Regions from separate parts of the Mus musculus genome. Here region 1 is linked to region 2. A link is a contact called in ENCODE POLR2A ChIA-PET data. All regions are on one chromosome and are shown on one strand. Each heading gives the region's core, a stretch centred on a gene start or an enhancer-like site at or near the end of the contact. The rest is flanking DNA. Distances are from core to core; before and after follow the strand shown.

Region 1 (4,182 bases), core at 864-3,363, 64 kb after region 2:
GCTATTCTGGTGGCGTCCACAAACAGCTTCCAAGCGCTGGAGAGGAAACTGTTAGGTCAGGAAGACAATAGGCACATTCAATCAGGTTGAGCCTCTACAGCTAGAGAATTCCAAAAGCCAATTGAAGAAATAGTAAATACAAGTGCTCATTTTAACAACTTTTAATTTATTGTAAGCTGAGTCACTTTCTTTCCTGTAAAACTGGATCATGAATGAGGCCAGACTCTGACTGTAAATGTTGTACAGATGAGCCACGTGAAAGGCAAAAGGAGATACTGTTCAACCTTCAATATTTAAACTGAATAACTTTTAGCACATAAAACCTTTCTAAATCCAGTACATACATTCAGTAGTTCTTCAAATTTCACTCTAGAAAGGAGGACTGGACTGCAAGTACCTTTGGCTTCTCTTTCACACGGAGCTGGACATCAATCAAACGATTCTTGCTTTTATAACACTATTCTTTAAAATGTGTTCAAGGCTTCCTTAAAATCTACCAAAAACTTGGAAATATCTACTATATATAAAATTTAAATTCTTTTCTGGTACTTCTTTTCTTGAAAATTAATCCGCACCCCCAAGCTGCATCTAGCTGTTCCTCAAGGTAACTTTAAATCGTGTTTAAGAAACAGGCAAGGTCAAAGTGTATGCAAAAGCTGTTTCCCATATTCAAATTACATTCTCTGAGCTGATTTTCAAGTGTCACATACATTTTTAAATCAAAACGCGTCAATGATTAAGTCCCTGTCTCCAGAGCACTTCCAAATACCAAAGTTCTCCACTATCCGGAAGCACCCGACTATCCGCGCTTTCGACTGCTGTTGCACAAGTTCGCACTCCAATTTTGTGTTTCAAGCACCCTTTTCCATTCGGGCACTGAGAGAGACGCTTTAAGAGACCCATATGGTTCACTCTCCCCACTCTTTTCCTTTCACAAGGTAAACCCTGCAATTCCAAACCCTCAACGTTCCCCTCTTGTACATGCAATCAGCCTAAACTTACGACCCCACTCTGAAGCCCAAATCAACCAGTTTAGCGTCACTCATAAAGAACTTCAGTCCCCCAGATGTCTCCTTTTCGTGCCATCATCGGCTCCGCTGTCCCACACCGCCAGCCTACCAAAGCTGTCAGTTCTAAGGTCCCTTACTGCCCTAGGCTCAGGCATGCCTGCCACTCACTACGGTGAGCCGCTTTCACTCCCCATCATTCCCGGAGTCTCCTTCCATTTCTACCCATCTCCCCGCGACGAATCTCCCCACGACCACCATCCCCAAAGGATCCTGTGCCCAGGTGCCCCTAATTCAAATTCCAGTCCCCATCTCTGCACATGACTGGGGCTTTGCAGAACGATTTGGAAGAGAAGAGAGAGGGAGCGTTTGTGTCCTCCAGCAGCACCAGCTCCAGGCAGACCTGGGTCCCCTCTCTCAGTGAAGGGCCGACGGGGCAGCCCTCTGGCCAGAGACCTCGCGCGTGCAGCTCATCAGCCCAGCTTCCCTCCCCGGTGGCGGGAGCTCGACGTGCCCGGGTCCCAGCTCTCGAGGTTCTCCGAGGCCCCCTGAGGAAGCCCACTTGCTATAGCCGGCAATGCCCACCCGCCAGCCCGGCCCCGGCGCACCGCTCGGCTGCCTCACCTAGCTTCGCCCGGGACTCCTCCAGCTTCTGGATCTGGTTCTCCAAGAAGAGCATCGCCACCGCGAAGGCCACCACCGCCAGCAGCTGCAACTTGGGCGGCATCATAATCCTGAGGAGCCCCATGAAACCCGCCGCTCGCGATCAAGACATACCGCGGGGGGCGGGGAGCGGGGCCCCGAGGGCGACCGAAGCGCCGGGAGGAGACCCCGACCCGGGAGCTGCGCGGACTGCCGCGCCGCAGCGACCCCCTCCTCCTCTCCGGTCTCCCGCCCGCGGGAGCCAGCGCCGGCCGCCTGGTGCACGCTTCTCCCCGGCCCACTCGACGGCCCTGGCGCCCTCCTGCCGCTGCCGCTGCCGCTGCCCCCTGGCTTCGGGACCCCACGGCCGCACGCCCTCTTCCCTCGCTTCCTCCCTTCCCTCCCTCGGTCGCTCGCGGCCGCGCGCTCCTCCGGTGGCGATGCGGCTGCGGCTGCGCCGCCCTCGGCCCGCCCCCTCCCCTCCCCCTCGGCCACCACGCGCACGCCTTGACGCACGCTGCCCGGCAACCAGAGGCTCCACCCCCATCCTCCGGTACAGTGGTGTTCATTGGTCCGAAGAGAGGCCGCTTCTCGCCCTTTCGGTTCGATTTACGGTTGGGTTCCTTGTCACGGGACTCAAGCAAGGCGTTGTCCGATTGGGTAAACTTGGAGGAGGCGGGGCTACTGATGGCCGAGCTGGGGCTTCGTGGATAGCCGATTGAATGTCGTGAATAAGAAGCCCCGGTGTGGGGAGTTTAGGAAAATGCCTAATTTGAATCTCTAAAAGAACCTGAGGACTGTTTAACAATCGATCACTTACAGGCTCCCATGGTCGCCTAACTAACACTCGTCTTTGTGGGATAATAGGCTTGTAGCAGTGGCCTTTCGCGGCGGGTTTCGCGTCAGGCAGTGCAGTGGACGTCCCCGGCACAGGGGTCCTCAGACCCCTGAAGATTGACGGCAGACCGCAGGGATGGCGGCAGGGCAGGGTGGGTGGCTGCGGCCCGCTCTGGGGCTGCGCTTGCTGCTGGCGACTGCGTTTCAAGCGGTGAGTGTGGACCGCCTCTGGGGCTGCCTCAAGGCTGGTCGGAGAGCGCGGATGTGGAAGGGCAAACCCGGGGCCACGCTTGGGAGCCGCCCGTGGAACGGGCTGCCTTAGCGGCCGCTTCCATCCGGAATGAAACGTGGCAGAATTCCAGCCGGAGCTCTAGAGACGATGGTTTCCTCGCTTCAGGCAGCTAGGATCGGTTTTTCAGAGCACAGAGGGTACATAGTCAGTAATGCTTAGAAAGGAGGGACGTTTCTTTGAGTGAGACACAAGTGAATGAAACTACCGCTGCTTACAAACTCCCAAACCTTAAAGGGTTTTGGTCCAGACAAGCGGTTTTCCTCGTTAACCAGACGACACGGGTTCTAAATCTCTGAAAGGAGTTAACCTGGTTTTGACTTACTTAGCTACTCATGAAGCAACTGTATTTTTGGTAAATTCCTCTATGGGAGTTTTCCACCCATATTTACATGTCTTTGTACTTAGGATACTTAAGTGATTTGTCCAAGATTTTGGAAAGTTAAAATTATACCGTAGGTCTCTAAATACTCTGTTCTTCATAGGTCTTATAGTTCACAAACGTTGTCTCTGCTTTTCTTACTTTGTCCAAAGAGTGGATTCTTAGCGTCTTACATTGCAATACAATGTTGTTTTGAAACATCTGGTACTTCAGAAAACACTTAGGGAACATCCCTTTAAACTTTTATACTGGAAACATAAGTAAATTGTTGGCTTTTCCCTCCCATTGTAGTCGTTTGAATGTGTTACCACTACCAAAAGTAACAAAGGAGTAATGTTTTCAAACTATCTTCAAAATCTCAGTAGGCTATGGCTTTGTAAATACCTGCCCCCACCCCCTTGCCAATCAATGTTTTTAAACAATTTAACCATCCTTTATGTTAGTGAAGCAGTTCCCTCATGGATGCACTGTTTGAGCTAGTTGGTGAATTTAACTAAAAACCCAAAGCTACTGTAGTTCTAGTCAGTGCCATTAACAGGGACCGCTCAGTTCTGCTGCTAACTCATCTCCCAGTAAATGACTGACTTCTTTTTCACAGCCGTCTCAGGACAATACTCCAAAAGAGCAGAAGCCTCTTAAGACCTTGCCATGGAGATCACAGATTCCCTCCTGGGAGACAAGGCTAAAAACAGAAAGCCAGATCCTCCCACTGTGTAAATAGATCCAAACTCCATCACATTAGACTTGTCAGAGTAAGTCCCCAGACCACGCCACAGGTGAACAACTCTTCCCAACTCCACAGCCGAATGGGAAGAGTGACAGAATTGCATTGCAAAGAAATGTCAGTACATGCTAGGACTAGAGTAGGAAGAACTTATGGCTACCTGTATGCCATGGTGGTTGTCCACCCAATCTTAACTTCAAACTCAGATGTCTTGTTGACTCCTTCCTATGTACTGCATATACTGGCAATTACCTAGCCTTTCTTATTCTTACTTCCAAAATATACCTGAAAACCAGTTCAA
Region 2 (4,360 bases), core at 1,328-3,827:
TTGGTGATAAACAGCAGTATAGAAGTGTAAGCCGAATAAACCCTTTCCTCCCAACTTGCTTCTTGGTCATGATGTTTGTGCAGGAATAGAAACCCTGACTAAGACAGTGGGCTACAAAGACCTGTGAAGCAGTTACATGTGAAAGGCAGTCTGTGGCCACACTTCTGTCATGTCTCCTAAACTTCTCCTTCCAGTTTGTCTTCCTGTGCTGCTCAGCATTACAGCCATCCCTCTTAGAAGCTCTCCTAGCATCTGAAGGTGCTATGCAAGCTGCCCAGGAGGAAAAGCAACTACCAACCTAGCCAACTGTAAAGCGCATGGACCACAACAATGGGTAGCCCTCCCCAAAAGGTACAGCAAAGGCTCTCTTACCTCGGGGGTAAGCAACAGCTATCTAAGACTTAAGGCAGGCTCAACAGGAGAGGATTCTGGTCTAGTACTGTGAACCAAGGCTGCTAAAGTCATGGACTTTAGAGGAGGATCTATAAGTCCACTTTCCTAACTGCATTCTTAACACCTAGCTGGATAGCCAGAGATGAGTACAGCCCTTGCCCTTGTCACAGCAGCCTCTCTGCAGCAGATGGGAGATGGTTATGGAGATCCTCAACAGGTCAGAATGCCGAGAACAAGGGACCATGGGGTGCCCAACCCCAGTTGGTACATCTGCAACCCAACTTCTACACATAAGGCTCAGAGAATAATGCAGAAGAGGGGCAGAAAGGCTGTAAGAGCCAGAGACCCTGGTCTGCTGTTAGGTGGTATCGTCAATAAGTGACAGGGAAGCTACGTGAGTTCTCAAAACAATATAGTAAGACCCTGCATAGTGACAACAGCAGCTGATGTGATGAGAAAACCTCACGGGGTCCCACCTCTAGATAAAGAGCTACAGGATCAATGGAGACAGAGGATGGGGTAGGGGAGGGAGGGAAGGAAACAAGGAGAGGGGGTGGCCCCGTAAGTTATACAATCTCAACCAGTCACCTTTAAACACATACGCATATAAGCAACACTTAGACTCAGCAGATTTTACACACACACACACACCCCACCCCAATAACAGTGAAGGAAGGGGAGGGAGGCACGGGTGGAGGTGATGGGAGGAAGACCGGTGGAAATGATGTACAGGCAGCACACGCAGAACAATCTCGAGAAGCACGGGCAGCTCCTCCTCTCAGGCTCTTTCAGGGCTCTGTGTAAGCACTGGCTATCTTTCAGTGTTTGCTTTTAAAACACTAAAGTATTATTTTCTTCTGTACGTTTCACTCATTTCTAGGGGGAAAAGCTGACGTAATTCCTCTTCACATTTCAAGGATCCACCATGGTGTCTCCTCATGGCCTTGGTGCTCACCTTTGCAGACCCTCCCTGTGCACAGAATCTGAAAGAGCTCCCAGCCAGGCTGCACCACCTCTGCTCCCCCACTGCATCGCCACTGTGGGAGCCTGACCTGGGTCCTCGGTTACTATCCTGGATACGCTGTAAGCCCCGATGAAGCAGGAGGCATGTCTGTATTTGTGCCTGTCATCTTCCTCTAGGATGTATCCAGCATGGTGATTGACTTATTTAATTATTCCAATAGATGTTTAAAAATACACAAAACCTGTAAGATTATAAATCTGATATTGCCATAAGTACTTGTCTCCCCAAAACCTTTCATCTAATTTTCTCTCCTTAAACCTGTAGTTTCTAGCAGCTCAATCCCAAGGGGCTAAATCTAATTCCTGTCCTTGAGTCTTCACGCTGTCTACATAATAGAAAAATTAAAATGTTAGTCTTTCTGCGCTTCATCCAGGAAAGCCATAGGGCGGCTGGAGATGAGGCCCCTAAGTTGAACCACTTCATAACTTCAGCCTCCCTAGTGCTGGGGAGCGAGGGGGCAGGATGCCTCCACCTCACCACTGTACCCTCTCACATGCCCCTGAGGACCAATGCACACCCCCTGGGCCATCCACAGACTCAGACCAAACCATCTGGTTCTCCATCCTACTGCTTCCTCCTTTGGTTCCTAAGGGGCCTCCTAGGTCCAGACTCCAGTATGGTAAATGGATGTTCCCTTGAACTGTTTATTTGTTGAAGCTATGAGAAATTCTCCATGAGAGTACAAGCCTAGCAATAGGGTTGTTACTTCCCAGTCTGTCCTCTACTGTGGCCTGTATATCCCAGAGAGGGAATTGAGTGTCAAGAGACCTGACTGACATTAGGAGAGTTAGCCTGGCGTCAAAGGACTCATGGGAGTGACTGCTTTTCTTGGGGGTCTCTCACTACCTCCAACTGAGCCCTGACTTCAGGAAAAACAGAGTCAAAAGCAGGCTGCCCATCACCGCATAGCACAACACACACATCACCATCTCTCAGATATGCAGCCGAGTCTGACACCAAGCTTCCTCTAGAGTTGGATTCAACAGCAAGACAGGGAGTGGCCAGGGTGAGGGGCACGCTCCCCTTGAGAGCTGCGCAGCTTTGTGCAGCCTTGTGTTCATTATCTAAGTGAAGGAATTTATTGTCCACCTCGAATTCCTCTCTCTCCCTCTGAGCCTCTCTCTCCCCAGAAGGCTGGGAATCCCAGCTGGGCACCTGACATGAGGGATCTTTAGGCAAACATGACTCAGCATTAGCTCAGTTAGGGATAAACAAGTTCCCTGTCTGGACTGGCCAGCTGTTGCTGGTGCTTTCCTTTGCTGGGCTCCTGAGTGTTAAAAATAAGCTGCAGTGAAATCTCAAACCAATGGGGCAGTGCCATTCATTCACTGATGCTTAGAATCCACCAAGTGACATACCAGCCACTATGTTAGGTTGGAGAGAGGAAAGAAAAAGACACTGTGACAATTCTCTTTCAGTCCAAGGGCCTAGGGTTCACGAACAGTGATGCAGACTGCCCTGGTGTCCCTACTTAAAGACCTTGGAGTTTAACAACAGCTGTCACAGCCACCCTGGATCTCTGTCAGTAAGCGCAGAGGCTGTGCCTCAGATTCTAGGTGGACACTGTGCCATGTTTACCTGGGACCTTTGGGGGTAGCTGGCTTCCAGTCAGCATCTTTGAGAACTAAGTAATATCGGTTTGAGATCAATGCTGAGAAGGTATAGTCTGCAGTCTGCTGCCAAATGGCATCTCTGGGTTCTCAAAGTTACTCTTCTTGCTCAGTGTTTGTTTACCTTCTTTGTAGTACCCACACCCCACTAGTGGGTAACGTGAAGAAAACCAGCTTTTCCTTTTATTTTCAGTAAAGCAGCTTCTTTCCCTGGCAGGTGTACATCAAGGAGCTGGGAGACTCCCAGGCTGACCAAATAAATGCCCAGCTCCCACCGAGACCCAATTCTGGCGTTAGGTTACAGGAAGCCACTGTAAAAGCTGGTGCCACACAGCCATAGTCTTACTACCCTATGCCCCAAACAAGAAACCTGCTGGCTATTACGAATGAACCTTAAGAGGAGATCTACCAGAGACTTAAGAATGTATTCTCTGTTAAATATGCAGCATTATTCAAACTGCTCCAGGCTGGGCTGTTAACTCGGTGACAGAGTGTAAAAAACAGAATCGTTACAAGAATGTAGTTTGTTTTGGTCCCAGGTGTGGGACATGGGCTGCTTCAGATTGTCCACAGCAGCTGACTATGATTTGCCTTGTGTTCTGGCAGGGACATGATTTTGCCACTCGCAGACAGTTTCTGCAAATGTATGACCCATGGGATTCTAGGGACTCTTGAAAGGGTAGAGAAAGAAATGCTGGCACCCAAGATGGGGCAGCCCTGCTGCACCTGCTGTCACTGGTAGCTGGCTAGAGAGAGCCTGATGAAGACCAAAACTGCCCGAAGGAACTGACACCCCTACTCAGCAGGAAGTCATCTTAACAATATTGACGCCCACTTTCCCCTCCAGCCTTTTTTCTCTCCTCCCTAGTTTTGTGGGACTGGAAGGGATAAAGTGGTAAAAATACGAACAGACAAAGCAGCCAAAAGTCCAGCTATCCCTGGGTTATCTTTAGCACTACAGTAAACAAATAGATAAAAACTAAATAGAAACTGTTTTGCACTGTTTGGTCAATTACAAGGGGGCCAGAAAAGACAACAAAGGTGTGTCCTGCCCTGCTCAATGTGCTGGCTTTGGTTCTTAATGTCTGTGGTGGTTTTGAATGAAAAGGAGCCTAGAGCCCAGCTGGAGAACTGTTCAGGAAGGATTAGGAGGCTTGTGGTGCACGGCTCTCAGCTAGTGAGCTGAGGAGGACGACTGTATATCTGCAGAGTGTGTGTGTGTGTGTGTGTATGTGTGTCTGCCTGCCTGCCTGCCGTCTGTAGATTAGGATGTCAATTAAGCTCTCAGCTACTGCTCCAGCACCCTGACTGGCTTCTTCCAACCTCTGAAGCT

Evidence for each region. ChIA-PET counts read pairs that join two places held with the same protein, here RNA polymerase II (POLR2A).
Region 1: POLR2A ChIA-PET joins it to region 2 with 23 read pairs in Patski. The contact joins the promoter of Hs2st1 here to the enhancer-like site in region 2. POLR2A ChIA-PET finds 5 or more read pairs at or near these places in 3 of 5 experiments (Patski and embryonic stem cell).

Annotation. Positions count from the first base shown.
Region 1 is chr3:144,568,103-144,572,284 of GRCm38, forward strand. It overlaps Hs2st1 (heparan sulfate 2-O-sulfotransferase 1), which reads right to left and starts at 2,114. Exons shown (of 7, transcript NM_011828.4): 1 at 1,632-2,114. The coding sequence starts at 1,755. Selenof (selenoprotein F) reads left to right here and starts at 2,325. Exons shown (of 5, transcript NM_053102.2): 1 at 2,325-2,697. The coding sequence starts at 2,623.
Region 2 is chr3:144,503,839-144,508,198 of GRCm38, forward strand. All of the region lies in intron 1 of Hs2st1 (heparan sulfate 2-O-sulfotransferase 1), which reads right to left. It overlaps Gm43707, which reads right to left. Exons shown (of 1, transcript XM_017319867.2): 1 at 1-4,360. Among named protein-coding and RNA genes, the nearest start is that of Gm43707, 6.2 kb to the right of the region's middle. Within about 2 kb of position 2,578, at least 1 of the 3 ENCODE cell types and tissues checked has a DNase peak (open chromatin) inside an H3K27ac peak, as active enhancers do.